2 separate regions of the Homo sapiens genome follow, and region 2 is linked to region 1. A link is an interaction called in ENCODE POLR2A ChIA-PET data of the cell type or tissue named here. Cell type or tissue: MCF 10A. All regions are shown on one strand. Links, peaks and the distances in the headings refer to the core of each region. The heading gives the core; the rest is flanking DNA.

The links. Peaks named below come from ENCODE experiments on the same cell type or tissue, not always from the same donor. Only the 100,000 strongest peaks of a DNase experiment are listed, where the experiment ranks them.
Region 2: POLR2A ChIA-PET joins it to region 1 with 6 read pairs; 2 of 35 experiments call an interaction of 5 or more read pairs at or near these places.

The regions. Positions count from the first base shown.
Region 1 is chr7:116,450,394-116,458,722 of GRCh38, forward strand. The region is part of intron 1 of CAV2-DT (CAV2 divergent transcript); the gene reads right to left. Among named protein-coding and RNA genes, the nearest start is that of CAV2-DT, 45 kb to the right of the region's middle. In MCF 10A, for the core only: no CTCF peak of the experiment used is centred there; no DNase peak of the experiment used is centred there.
Region 2 is chr7:116,798,356-116,805,691 of GRCh38, forward strand. MET (MET proto-oncogene, receptor tyrosine kinase) reads left to right here. Exons shown (of 21, transcript NM_000245.4): 21 at 1-22. Among named protein-coding and RNA genes, the nearest start is that of CAPZA2, 61 kb to the right of the region's middle. In MCF 10A, for the core only: a CTCF peak has its summit at 4,692 (motif pointing left); DNase peaks (open chromatin) are centred at 2,876 and 4,676.

The DNA of each region.
Region 1 (8,329 bases), core at 2,471-6,470:
CTACAGCACAGAAATGCTCTGGATAGTTCTGTGCTTCTGTGATTGGTAATATCCCTTGGACATGTTTAAGAACTATAGAAGCAAAATAGCTTGATTTTCCAGAACACGGCATCTTCACGATATAGCATCTACTAATTTAAGATAAAACGGTTTCATAGATCCAAAAAGGTAGAAAAGTTCCAGTGATTCATAGAGTTAATTGGTCAATTATTGCCAATTAGAATTAGTCAGAAATATGCACACACACACACACACACACACACACACACACACACAGGACAAAACATATCTCTGCATAGTTCAACTTTGTTCCAAAAGGAAATAATAATCAATCCCTAAAACAACAGAAATGTCACTAGCCTGTCAAATCCTGGGTAGCACTCGGGCCTCAGAGAGTTAAATTCACGCCATATTAGGAAGGCATTAATTATTATTACAGAACAGAATGTAATAATATTACATTATTAATATACCAAATAATATTACAAATATTATTACAGAAAGTAATAATATTAAAATTGATATACTGAACCTATAATGTTATATAATTATTATTACATAACATTCTGTTTATTAGGTAAAAATGTAAATGATATAATTTGGAAGATGCAGTTCTCCTAAATGTAGCTCTCAGATTCCCAAAGCACTGGCCAGTAAGAAGGCTGCAGCTTGCCTACAAGTGACACACCTAAATGAGACCCAAGTGACTGAGTTAACAAATTCTTGTAACTATTGGCTCTAGGTGAATTTATGGGCAAACATAGGCAGCCTAGCACTGGAGGTGTGTAGGACTATACCACTTCAATTCCAAATCCATCTTTCTATGAGAATAATTCAGGATAACCCTCCCTCACTCTACTCATGTTCCTCTGGTGAGTATCATCTCTGCAGGTGTGATTGGTCCAGAAAGCCTGCACACTCTTCTGTGGCCGAGAGCCAGTAGATAGGCTGTATCTTCTTCCAGATATGCCTGGCCTGCCAGTTTCTTATGGGCTTTTTATTGCCAGCCTCAGTTTTTGCTAATACTAAGCTATTAAAAGCTAATCGCAAATTAATAATAACACATATCTGTCCATTAATTTAGAATTTATTTCATTCGGTGTTCATGCCAAATCAGAGGCACAGCTCCCATAGACATGGCACACAAGCTTCACCAGATTTACAGACTCCCATTCCCATATCTCGTCTTTAATTCTGCCTTCCTGCTTGTCACTACAGATGCGCTCTCCATGCTCCCAGCTAAAGCCAATCAATTCTTCCACTTGTGCTGTAGACACATCTACTTCCTCTTGGTCAAGAATATCATTTCAAGGATAGATACCCCATTCTTCATGATGTGATTATTATTGCTTGCCTGTATCAAAACGTCTCATGTACCCCAGAAATACATACACCTACAATGTACCCACAAAAATGAAAACTTTTAACTTTAAAAAAATTTAAAGAACATTATATCAGCAAGTTTCACCCCCTCTCCTGCAGCATCCATTTTTCTCTCTCTATCCATTAAGATACACATGTACTACTATTTCTCCCATTTAAAAAAAACTTTAAAACCTTGTTCTTGGTCCTGCTTCTTTTTTAGCAACCATTCTTGTTTTTCCTCATCATTTATATCAAATGTTCTCAGAAAGAGTTGCCTAAACCTACTCCAATTGTTTCAAATTCCTCTCTTTACATTCTCCCCTAAATCCATGTCAGGCTTCCAAAAATGTGGAGAACACCAATGAGCTCCCCCTGGCTGATGCAATGGTCAATTCTCAGTTCTCACCTTACTGGAAATATCAGCAATATCTGTCATAGTCCTTCAATCTCTCCTCCTTGATGCCCTTTCTTCACTTGAATTCCAGGCACCTTGGTCTCCTGACTTTCTTCCTACCTCACCAGATGGCCCTTGCCAGTCTCCTTTACTGTTTTTTCTTCCTCTCCCAGACCTCCCAACATTGGAGTACCCCATGGCTCAACTGTTCTTCCGCTTCTTTAATTCTTTTCAATCCCTGGTGATTTTACAATCTCTTTGACTTAAATACTATCCACATGGTCAACCACTCTCAAACTTATATGATACAGACAGGCCTATCACCTGGCCTGCTCCTATATCAGAGTCTGTATTTCCTTCCTCCTTGCAGTTAGGTGGCACCATATGAATAGCTTTGGCCTTAGTCAACGGGCTATGAGAGAAAGTGATTGGTGTCACTTCTGGACTGATATATTAGAAACCAATGTGTGACTCTCCAGTTCTTTTATCTCCCTGCTGTGTAACCTGCAAGCCATGTGTTTCAGACACAGTTACAATATGGTGATGTTTCCATCAGCTCTGATGCCTGAGTATATGTATGAAGCAGAGCTCCCAACACTCATGTTTGATATGTATCCTCAGTGAGAAGAAATCCTGTGCTATGTTAAGCCATTCACAGCTTGGGACTTTTAACTATAACATAATTTAGGTTTTCCTAAAAGATATCTCAATCTTAACATGACCAACACTGAGTTTCTGATGTTCCGCCTCAAAACTTACTCCACCTGCAGTTTCCCTGTAGGAGTTGATGTCAGCTCCACCATTCTAGTTGCTCAGGTCAAAATATTTGAGCCCCTCTGACTCTTCAATTCTTCTCACATCCCTCCAGTCTATCAGGGGATGTTGTTGGCTTTGCCTTGCAAATATATCTACAATTCAAGAACTTCGCCTGACTCCCAACCCTAGCAACCCGAGTCTGTTTGCCAACATCATCTCTCTCAGATCACTCTAGTAGCCTCCTAACTGGTCTCCTTCCTTCCATCTTGCCCTCTATAGTAAACTCTCAAGACAGTAGTCAAAGTCATCCTTTTAAAACTCAATTAAAATCATCTCCTTCCTCCTCAGACCTTTCCAAGTCTTCCCATCTCCCCCTGGAATAAAAGCAAATTTCTTATCGTGGCTTACAAGACTTTACATGATTAGGCTGTACCTGAGTCCTCATTACCTCTCTGATTTCCATGGCTTTCCCCTTGACTCCATTCTAGCCACGCTGGCCTCCTCACGACTCTGCTGACACCAGATAATCCCTAGGGCCTTTGCCCTGGTGACTCCCCCAGCCTGGAGTGCTCTTTGCTGGTGGCTGATCCTTTACATCTCTTGAATTTTTTCTCAAATGCCACCTACTCAATGGAGCCTACCCTGACAATTTTTTTTCTTTTCTTTTCTTTTTTTTTTCAGACGGAGTCTCACTCTGTTGCCCAGGCTGGAGTGCAGTGGCGCGATCTCGGCCCACTGCACGCTCCGCCTCCCGGGTTCAGGCCATTCTCCTGCCTCAGCCTCCCCAGGAGCTGCGACTACAGGCGACCGCCACCGCCCCCTGCTAATTTCTTTTTGTATTTTTAGTAGAGACGGGGTTTTACCGTGTTAGCCAGGATGGTCTCAATCTCCTGACCTCGTGATCCGCCCGCCTCAGCCTCCCAAAGTGCTGGGATTACAGGTGTGAGCCACCGTGCCCGGCGACAATTTTATTTTAAGCTGCAATAAGCCTACTCTTCCCACCAGAAGCTTTCTGCCTTTACCCTACTGTTTTTCCCCACATCACTTATTTATTGTGATGTTCATTTATTTATGTTTATTAGTGTCTCCTTACACATCTGTATCCCTTCTGTTATGAAACATAACTGCCTGGAACAGTGTATGTCCCATAAAAGAGCTAAATAAATATTTCCTGGATTTATTAAGGTGGGCAAGGCTGACATGTTTTTATGTGACAGGTAAAAATACAGACTCAGAGAGACAATGGGGAGACTTGCCCAAGATTGTGCAGTTAATAAGTGTTCAAAAAATAAATAAAAGAAGAATTTCCAAAATATCATAGTTTGTTTAAATCTTATTGTTTCATCTTGATACTAAATAAGAGCCTACCTGATCTGCATGTTTTTACTCTAGATTAATATGCCTGAATAACATGTTCTAGAAGTTCTATTTTACTGTCTTTAACAATTAAATTTATGAAAGAAGATATTGATGTAGGTAGAAAAGTTTCAGACAAATCTGAATAGTGTTATGCCTCAAATACATTTGCATATTTATTTTTTGCACTATAATATAAATTGCTTATTTTTGAGAAAGTGACAATTGTTTCATGATTTAACTTTCTATTCATCAAAGTTTCCACAGGGATGGAAATAATAAACAAATTAGTATTACTCATTTGCGATCTGTGCTCATAAACCGTATGTGAGGATCATGCATCTGTTAAGATTCTGCTTTTATGATGCCTTTTTTTTATATCCAAGATTAAAGTAAAAAGCAAATGAAGATTTTAAATATGTTGGCCATATGCAAAAATGTATTTCAAATTGCTCATTAAAATTTTTCTCTACCCATATGAAAAAACTTGATTTAATCTACTTTACAGTTATTGCAAGACAAAATGAAAAATAAAAAAATTTTCTTTTGTTAAATTAAGCCAACGATAGCAAACATTAAAAAAAAAGATAACATAACAAAATCAAATACTTGGGGTCTAAGATAATAAAAACACCAAAAGAATATTGGCTTTGCTGGCAAGACATGAGCATCACCCTCTGAAACTGCAGTAAAAATGACTTAAATATAAACAAGTACCAAAGTCTAAGAAACACTCATCCAGGAAGCTAATTTTTATATTCTTGCTTTTGCATTTCTAATAATGACATGAATTTGATCCATGAGACTCTGAATTTGGAGAACGAGGAGTCACATAATTGTCTTCCAGAGGTTCCAAAGCTGGCATTCTGTAATGTTCATGTTCATAACAGCTCCGTGTCTATACTTACAATTTTAGTCTTAGCATGAATTTGAGTCACATTTATGAAGTTCTGTCTTTGAGCCAGACTTTGCATGACACATTATGAGCAAATAGCAAAACATCCTTGCCTCAAAAACTCAAACTTTTGTGAAAACAGATATAGAAACAATTAGCTGCAAAGTAAAGCAATGTGAGGTTCAAGGGGCTTTCAGAGCACAAAAGAAGAGTGGATCATTTCTGACTTGAGAACCAGGGTAAGGCACTAGTAATGAAGACACATTTGAGCTAAAACAATTGTTTAATTCCAATCATTGGCATTTCATCAGATGCAGCCTAATTTTCTATATGAATATGATTAATAACAAGTTTTCCATTACAATCATGGGACTTTTTGCCTCACACAAATGAAAACAGATGTAGAGCCAAAGAAATGTGAATATTTTAACAAAGTTTTTTTTTTTTAATCAAGTATGTAATTACTGGCCCATGCAAAAGTGGGAATAAGATGGTTCTCTTAGTTGTGCAGAAGTGTGAAAGTCTCAGTCATGCCACAGTCGGGGAAATGTTGACTCAGGTTATTGCACAGAAGCTGTTACAGTTTTTCACTTTGCTAACTTATGTGGAATTTGTTTTCAACTCAAATCCATTTTGGATATTTTTTAATAGGAAACAGGTCTTTAATAATTTGGGAATTGTACTAAAGAGTTCATGTTTTTTTCTAAAGGCAAAAAGGGACACTAAATCTTAAGCAGAAAAGTAAATTTGCTTTTCAGAAAAGTCAATCTAGAGGCAAAGTGAAGGGCAGGTTGAAAAGTAGAAATGTGGCTGACTCTCTTTTCGGACTCAGCCCACCTGCACCCAGGTGAAACAAACAGCCATGTTGCTCACACAAAGCCTGTTTGGTGGTCTCTTCACACGGACGCGCATGAAATTTAGTGGATCAGGGGACCTCCCTTAGGAGATCAATCCCCTGTCCTCCTGCTCTTTGCTCCGTGAGAAAGATCCACCTATGACCTCAGGTCCTCAGACCGACCTGCCCAAGAAACATCTCACCAATTTCAAATCTGGTAAGCAGCCTCTTTTTACTCTCTTCTCCAACTTCCCTCACTATCCCTCAACCTCTTTCTCCTTTCAATCTTGGTGCCACACTTCAATTTCTCCCTTCTCTTAATTTCAATTCCTTTCATTTTCCGGTAGAGACAAAGGAGACAGGTTTTATCTGTGGACCCAAAACTCCGGCGCCGGTCACGGACTGGGAAGGCAGCCTTCCCTTGGTGTTTAATCAATGCAGGGCGCCTCTCTGATTATTCACCCACGTTTCAAAGGTGTCAGACCACGCAGGGATGCCTGCCTTGGTCCTCCACCCTTAGCGGCAAGTCCCGCTTTTCTGGGGGAGGGGCAAGTACCCCTCAACCCCTTCTCCTTCACCCTTAGCGGCAAGTCCCACTTTTCTAGGGGGCAAGAACACCCAATCCCTTATTTCCACACCCCAACCTCTTATCTCTGTGCCCCAATCCCTTATTTCCGTGCCCCAACCCCCCTTCCTGCTTTTCTGGAGGGTAAGAACCCCCAAAACCCTTCCCTCCGTGTCTCTACACTCTCTTTTCTGTGGGTTTGCCTCCTTCACTATGGGCAACCTTCCACCCTCCATTCCTCCTTCTTCTCCCTTAGCCTGTGTTCTCAAGAACTTAAAACCTCTTCAACTCACACCTGACCTAAAACGTAAATGCCTTATTTTCTTCTGCAATGCCGCTTGACCCCAATACAAACTCGACAGCACTTTCAATTTTTCCATCCTACAAGATCTAAATAATTCTTGTCGTAAAATGGGCAAATGGTCTGAGGTGCCTGACATCCAGGCATTCTTTTACACATCAGTCCCTTCCTAGTCTCTGTGCCCAGTGCAACTCGTCCCAAATCTTCCTTCTTTCCCTCCCGCCTGTCCCCTCAGTCCCAACCCCAAGCGTCGCTGAGTCTTTCTAATCTTCCTTTTCTACAGACCCATCTGACCTCTCCCCTCCTCGCCAGGCCGAGCTAGGTCCCAATGCTTCCTCAGCCTCTGCTCCTCCACCCTATAATCTTTTTATCGCCTCCCCTCCTCACACCTGGTCCGGCTTACAGTTTCCTTCCGTGACTAGCCCTCCCCCACCTGCCCAGCAATTTATTCTTAAAAAGGTGGCTGGAGCTAAATGCATAGTCAAGGTTAATGCTCCTTTTTCTTTATCCCAAATCAGATAGCATTTAGGCTGTTTTTCATCAAATATAAAAATCCAGCCCAGTTCATGGCTCATTTGGCAGCAACCCTGAGACGCTTTACAGCCCTAGACCCTAAAAGGTCAAAAGGCCATCTTATTCTCAATATACATTTTATTACCCAATCTGCTCCAGATATTAAATAAAACTCCAAAAATTAGAATCTGGCCCTCAAACCCCACAACAGGGCTTAATTAACCTCAACTTCAAGGTGTACAATAATAGAAAAAAGTTGCAATTCCTTGCCTCCACTGTGAGACAAACCCCAGCCACATCTCCAGCACACAAGAACTTCCAAACACCTGAACTGCAGCAGCCAGGCGTTCCTCCAGAACCTCCTCCCCCAGGAGCTTGCTACACGTGCCGGAAATCTGGCCACTGGGCCAAGGAATGCCCGCAGCCCAGGATTCCTCCTAAGCCGCGTCCCATCTGTGTGAGACCCCACTGAAAATCGAACTGTTCAACTCACCTGGCAGCCACTCCCAGAGCCCCTGGAACTCTGGCCCAAGGCTCTCTGACTGACTCCTTCCCAGATCTTCTTGGCTTAGTGGCTGAAGACTGACACTGCCCAATCGCCTCGGAAGCCCCCTAACCCATCACGGACGCCGAGCTTTAGGTAACTCTCACAGTGGAAAGTAAGCCCGTCCCCTTCTAAATCAATACCCCTTCTAAATCAATACGGAGGCTACCCACTCCATATTACCTTCTTTTCAATGGCCTGTTTCCCTTGCCTCCATAACTGTTGTGGGTATTGACGGCCAGGCTTCTAAACCTCTTAAAACTCCCCAACTCTGGTGCCAACTTAGACAATACTCTTTTAAGCACTCCTTTTTAGTTATCCCCACCTGCCCAGTTCCCTTATTAGGCTGAGACACTTTAACTAAATTATCTGCTTCCCTGACTATTCCTGGACTATAGCTATATCTCATTGCTGCCCTTCTCCCCAATCCAAAGCCTCCTTTGCGTCCTCCTCTTGTATCCCCCCACCTTAACACACAAGTATAAGATACCTCTACTCCCTCCTTGGCGACCGATCATGCACCCCTTACCATCTCATTAAAACCTAATCACCCTTACCCTGCTCAATGTCAAGATCCCATCCCACAGCAGGCTTTAAAAGGATTAAAGCCTGTTATCACTCGCCTGCTATAGCATGGCCTTTTAAAGCCTATAAACTCTCCTTACCATTCCCCCATTTCACCTGTCCTAAAACCAGACAAGGCTTACAAGTTAGTTCAGAATCTGCGCCTTATCAACCAAATTGTTTTGCCTATCCACCCCATGGTGCCAAACCCATATACTCTCCCATCCTCAATACCTCCCTC
Region 2 (7,336 bases), core at 864-4,863, 350 kb after region 1:
CAATTAAAGTAAAGTGATGCAACATCTTGTATACTGATAGTGGTTATTGCCAGTCATGCTTGATTACCTGCATTTGCATAATGATAGAGGAAGCCTAAGATGGATTTCACCTGGCTGCATAGAGCTCATCCATGTAGGAGAGCCTTAGTCAAGTGAATGCTGAGGAAGTAGTAAAACAGCATGCATCCCCGAATCTCAGGAAGTCTCTGTCTTTCCAAGGGTTTGGTCTAAGTTGCTGATTACCTGGATTTTTCTGACGATCTTTCAACTGCTAGAGCATCTGGTTCCTGTTTTAGCATGGTGCTCTTCTCCAGCAAGGTGTGTCCTTAGACTAGAAGACACAAAAATGGAGCAGCAGCCACACCATTGGCGCACAGATACCTAGGTGTGGGTTGGAGAGAGAGGCCTTCTTGCCCCATCAAAACTACTCTTTATCTACACAGGTGCCCACCCTTTTACCCCCAGTTACCAGAGAAATTACCTTCAGGTTATCTCCATGTATATTCTTGTAATGGTAAGGGAATTCAAAGGTGATAATTTCAGCCATCTAAGAATTGTGTGACACATTGGGGGTAATCTAATTTTAAAAGAACCCAATTTAAAATAATGCCTACAAAATACAATGGACACTGATCCTTTACTGGGAGATAATTCAACCCCCGCTCACGGCCAAACTCTCTCCCACTCAAAAGATGCATTTCCCCAGAAAGTTCAATCCAACTCTCTCCCATAAGGAGAACAACCTGTCATCTTTACATCTCTAGAATCCGGCACTTAGTAGATTCTCAAATAATTGCTGAACTGAAACAGCATTTTCTTATTCCCCATCACTTTATTTATTTATTTATTTATTTATTTATTTATTTATTTTTGAGACAGGGTCCCACTCTGGCCCCCCCAGCTGGAGTGCAGTGGCATGATCTTGGCTCACTGCAACCTCCACCTCCTGGGTTCAAGCCATTCTCCTGCCTCAGCCTCCTGAGTAGCTGGAATTACAGGCACACGCCATCACGCCCAGCTGATTTTTGTATTTTAGTAGAGACGGGGTCTCGCCATGTTGGCCAGGCTGGTCTCAAACTCCTGGCCTCAAGTGATCCACCTGCCTCAGCCTCCCAAAGTGCTGGGATTACAGGCGTGAGCCACCACACCCAGCCTACTTTAAACCACCATGGACAGAGTTATTGCCTATGTAGCTCCCATGATGTTTGGAGAACACTAATATGGAGAATGCAGACTTTTCTGGGGAAAGAGAAATAGAAAGATAGACCTTTAAGAAGTTTGGCTTGGTGCTACGCATTTTTAATTATCACAGGGTTTTCGCTTCACGATATAAGCATCAATTATATTTTTGCTCGCTGACCTACACAGTGGATTCCATCTTTAAAGAAATAGGGAGAAGGGATATATAACGCGTAGAAATACATCAAATGCTTGAATGCTGACATCTGGCATTGTTAATCTACCTGATTTAGTTCAGAAAATGAGTTAGCATTATATAAAAGAAATTGATTAGTATTTTATTTAACTCAACGAATATTTATCAAGCACCTATATATGTCAGACACTGCTAGGTAATGGGGATATAAAAATAAACAGTCCCTCTCACCCCAAGGAATTTGATGAAACAGACAAAATTACATAATTAATGAATATTAAAAATTATTCATTTCTTAGATTTGTGAGTTGTCTTGAAGAGACACCACAGTTTAAACATACACAAAGTGCAGGCTCCTGGGCAACAGACCAAGCCCTAACTCAGATTGGGCAACATATTGGACTTCTCTAAACCTGTGTTCTCATCTGTCAAATACATTAATCATGGTTACCCCCACAAAGTTGTTTGAGGACTTTAAAAAAAAGTGTATAAAGGCACCTGGCACACCATAGTTGTTCAATAATCATAATATCATTATTATCTTTAGTCTTAGACAATAAAAGCCCATGTATAGGTAGCCTTAGTTGGCTAAAGGGAAATGAGGCTTGGAGGGGCATTACAGATGTTTAAATCCAAATTCTTACCCCATTCTTTTTGTTTTTGTTTTTTGTTTGTTTTTTGGTTTTTGTTGTTGTTTGTTTTGTTTTGTTTTTGAGACAGAGTCTCACTCTGTTGCCCAGGCTGGAGTGCAGTGGCATGATCTTTGCTCACTGCAACCTCCACCTCCTGGGTTCAAGCGATTCTCCTGCCTCAGCCTCCTGAGTAGCTGGGATTAGAGGTGTCCACCACCACAACAGCTAATTTTTGTATTTTTAGTAGAAACGGGGTTTCACCATGTTGGCCAGGCTGGTCTTGAACTCCTGACCTCAGGGGATCTGCCCGCCTCAGGCTCCCAAAGTTCTGAGATTACAGGCATGAGCCACCATGCCCAGCCAACTTCTTACCCCATTCTTCACCTCACACCTGCTTTATATACAGTAGAAACAGCTGTGATTCTGCCTCATCCTGCATATGACAGTGAGGGTGAGAGAGGAGAAAGGTGACAAGACAGTGGCACTGGCAAGAGAACTCCCTCACTTCTTTCTCTACACTCCCCACTATCACTTTAATTACTTCTCCTGTGACAGATTCCTTTTTTCTGTTTTAGCCTTTAGACCTGGAATACACAACAGACATGGAAGAGAACATTCTGTCTAAATGACAGGCATGTTGCATGAAGGTGCAAGAATAAGAGCCATAGTCTTCAGTATTGGTGTCTAGAAATTATTATTGTTCCTCATTTTTGCTCAAATGTTAATAGATGGTTAATGATCATTCAGGTTGAAGAAAAAGTAAACTAAGTACAGTATTGTTTTAGTTATGTGCTATGTGTTTGAAGATGAGGAATACATGACTAGACACACATAGCAAGTTACACAGGCACACATGACTCACTGTTGTAGCACTTCAGACAGTTTCAAGACACAGAGAGGTATGCAGACGTTATGCCCCAAAGGAAGAAATGCTTATTGCTGTTTTTCTTTTTCATATTTGAGGGGTTCTTTCAGGACTATCTCAATTCCTTATCTATCAAAGAATTGGAAAGAACTTCAGTCATAAACCAATGAAATATTTCAGTTGGTGAATTGAAGGTAATAAAATGGATGCTTGCCCAAACTGTCCTTTGTTGTAAATTATTCCAGAGAACTAGATTACGTCAGCCAAAGATATTGATCACAATGCTGAGAGGTTTATAACTACTATTAACTTACCATGTGACCCCAGGGCAGAAATCTAGGAAAATTGCAAAAGCATATCTACTGTAATGAAAAGCCCATCATTAATAGGACTTACTATCTTGTCATCCAACTAGTACTATGTTGGCTTCAAGGCAAATATTTAACAAACATTTGAAACAGAAAGCACTTCTGTCTTCTCCCTTTTATCTTCCATTGATGTTCCCGAGCTATTCTGATGAATGTGTTTTTGTTCTTATCAATAAAACATGTAGGTTAAAATAAGTGAATATATTTATAATTATTAGCCTATATAAATTAGCATCCAAATATTGAAATAGCTCCTACTCCTTTATTATTACTATCATTATTTTAATAAGGAGTTAGCTCCTCATGTAGACCAGTTTAGAATACGGCTCAAGTCCAATTCTCCTGCGTAGTTAAACCCTACCTGGTTAAGCATTCTGAAAACTAGTTACTCTTTTTTTTTTCTTTTTTTGAGATGGAGTCTCTCTCTGTCACCCAGGCTGGAGTGCAGTGGTTCAATCTCGGCTCACTGCAACCACCACCTCCTGGGTTCAAGTGATTCTCCTGCCTCAACCTCCCAAGTAGCTGGAATTACAGGCATGCATCACCACACCCAGCTAATTTTTGTATTTTCAGTAGAGATGGGATTTCGCCATGTTGGCCAGGCTGATCTCCAGTTCCTGGCCTCAAATGATTGCCACCTCAGCCTTCCAAAGTGCTGGGATTACAGGTGTGAGCCACCACACCCGGTGGAAAACGAGGTACTCTTAGAGAAGCAATTCTGAGATGAAAATGGCCATATTTAGAATGCATAAACAGACATCTCTGATTTAAATTAACTACTAATTTAACGTTATTTTTGAAGCACTGGGCCCAAATTACAATGAGAATTAATTCTTATTCCTTTCTTGAAAAGAAGCCCTTTGTCTTTGTGCATTCAATTTTTCACTGTCACATGAGTACATTCTTTTCACCGCATGAGTCCCAGGCTGGCAGAAACATCCACTAATCCTTAGACCTCTTGGCTGGAACGACAAAAATGCATAAAATCTTACCAGGCCAAAAGAGATCAACTTTAAAAATCTTTGGCATCCAAACATGTCAGAACTGTTTTTCGCTGGTTCTGCAAACCATTTGTGTTCTTCATTTATGGTCCAGGGGATCTGTAATGTCAGTTCCTACTTTTATTGGGCAGCCTGGAATTTTTAAGCACCATATTTCCTTTACCTTTCTTGGTGGTTTATAATTTTCACCGCTGTTTTTACGAGTTTTCTTCTCTATGTCTCTAAGCCTAAGTGTGGAGATGTGGTAATAGACAGCCTGCTCTTTGCCAATCAAAGCCCTTACTTTGACGTTGGCCACTTTGTTCCTGTGACATCTGCTCTTTCCATTATAGACAAACTGGGGCTTTCCTTCTGCAGAACTGTGACTAAACAACCACCATATTCATCAGTGGCAACAATTCTTGTAAACAAGAAACGCTGAATACAAAGGCTTTGTGAAATCCTGCCCCCAAGAGGCCACATGTCTAAAGTCAGTCACGTGGTCCTCAGAAATGATTTTAGAAGTCTCAGTAAAGAAAAATTACAGAGACACTCAAATATCCTAGTGTGATACTGCTGTAAAACTTCTTCTAATTTTTTGTTAAGCTGTGAGAAAGGGCCTATGGAAACACCTGGATGAAGCAGCAAATCACTGTCCCAAAGTCACTAAAAATCATATTTCAGAAAGGAAATATCTAGCGTTAAAACAACATAGATGCATTTTTGAAAACAAATTGAATTGAGAAAAATAATAATGATAACAATAATGATCTAATCCCAGGACATGTCACAGGAATTAATGACTGACTAAAAGCTAATGGTCTAAGGTAATGCTCTCAGGAATTAGTCTTGCTTATTGAACTGCTATTGTTTTAGTAAACGAATGCTTAAACTGACAGAAAGTAAAAAATCAGGGCTGCCATTATGGAGCCTGGTTGATTCAAAGTGGGGCAGGGGGAGAAGCTAAAGCAAAAAAAAAAAAAATGCATCATTTGATCATTTGCTGTTCTTACTCAATTTTTTAAGTTCGTTTGTCGTTCACAAATTATAGATTCTTTATCATTTTTTTCTTTCATGTATCTGTATGTACTTTTACTTTTGTACTTTAAGGATGTGTTTACTTATGCATTGTTTTATTGACAGAGAAGTAATCTGATAATAAAAATGCAACTCCCTCTAGTGTAGGCATATCAAAGATCTAACATTCTGTTTGCCTAGAATCGTTTTATTTTAAATACTCTGATCTGAAGAAAATGTGGATCCTCGGCCGGGCGCAGTGGTTCACGCCTGTAATCCCAGCACTTTGGGAGGCCGAGGTGGGTGGATCACCTGAGGTCAGGAGTTTGAGACCAGCCTGGCCAACATGGTGAAACCCTGTCTCCTACTAAAAATACAAACATTGGCTGGGCGTGGTGGCGGGTGCCTGTCTGTAATCCTAGCTACTCAGGAGGCTGAGGCACGAGAATCGCTTGAACCCCGGAGGCAGAGGTTGCAGTGAGCCGAGATTGCACCGCTGCACTCCAGCTCGGGCAACAGAGTGAGACTTTGTCTCAAAACAAAAAAAACAAAACAAAAAAAAAGAAGTGGATCTTCCATGTGGGCTTTAGAATAGTGCCTCAAAATTATACTTCACTTAGAACTTATTACTCAACATCTTATTTCAAGAGTATTCTAACAGCTGACTTCTTGATTCTACCTTTCCGTATTGCCTCTTCCTTATAACCCCAAAACAGCTACCAAAATTATATATCTGATCACTTCACTTTCCTGCTTAAAAACCTATGCCCATTCCTAGATGTTCTCTGTGCAGATCCTTTGTTGTTTCATTTTGTTTATTTTTATTATAAAATATATTTTTGAGGAAAAAATTTTAAATTGGACAAAAAGATATAAAGTGAACAGGAAATATCCTCCGACCACTTTCTCTCCCCCTCCATCCTCACTCCCCATGGGTAGCTAATATTAATGCACTTTTTCAGAAATGTTCCACTCTGCATCAGTGGAACTGAACTAAACCAGACACTTTAGTACATCCTTCAATAACCTTTGTCTTATTGACCGAACTATGACTCGGCACACCCTTCCCCAGTCAAGAATATTGTTCTTCTACCTCTGTGACTTTGAACTCTCAACAGAAATATCCCCCTTTGGGGTATGAGCCATATAAACAGGGCTAGACCAAGCTCTGTGAACTACCCCCTCCCCCACTGACTTATAATTTGATATTGCTTCAAACCAGTATCCTTTACCTTTGTTTTGCTCAACTTTTATTTAAATGGAGAGGAGATTAAAATGATTTTCTCTTAATAAAAAATTAAAGAAAGAGATTCACTTGTTTCTATTTGCCAAAGCAGAATAAATATATTTTTAATCAACAAAATAGTATGCTTTTCTAAAATTCTAGTTCTGTTTTTCAATGGAAATTTGCAGTGAAAGTTTCCAGATGCTTGGAAGTTATAAAGAGTTTTAAACTTAGGTAATAAAAATAAATCACCCATTTATGATAAGCAGCACTCTGTGAAAGATTATTTCAGAATCTCAGCTGACTGACAACTTTTAGGAGACTGAACTGTACTTAAGTGTGGCAAACATGCATCATAGAGATGGGTTGTTTACTGTAGCAAGTTACTTGCCTTCGGTCCAACTGTCCTTTTGGCAGAAGCACACCAATCTAATTTTGCCTGTTACATAAAGAGCCACATGTGGAAACCTGAGTCGCCTGACATCATGTTACTGACTTAATCCAGTCATAATTCAGCGCCCAGAGAGCGGCTGGCAGGCCCACCCACCCCCCACTCTCACTCTCGATGTATTCATGATAGCACAGAGGTTAGCTGGACACACTTGGGAATCAGATATGCTAGGTCAGACTCATTTCCACCACTTATCAGTAGTGCGATTTTGGACCAATTGCGTAACCCTCCTAAGCCTCAGTTTCTGAATCCATAAAGTAGAAATACTAACAGTGGCTTCCTCATAAGATTGTGCAAAGATTGAATGAGACAATGTGTGCAAAGCTCTCAAAGGGTGGCAGTCATTATTGCCGGAGACCTTGATTTTACTTTTTAAATTTTTATTCAAGACTCTAGAATAAAATTACCTCCACAGATGTCCAA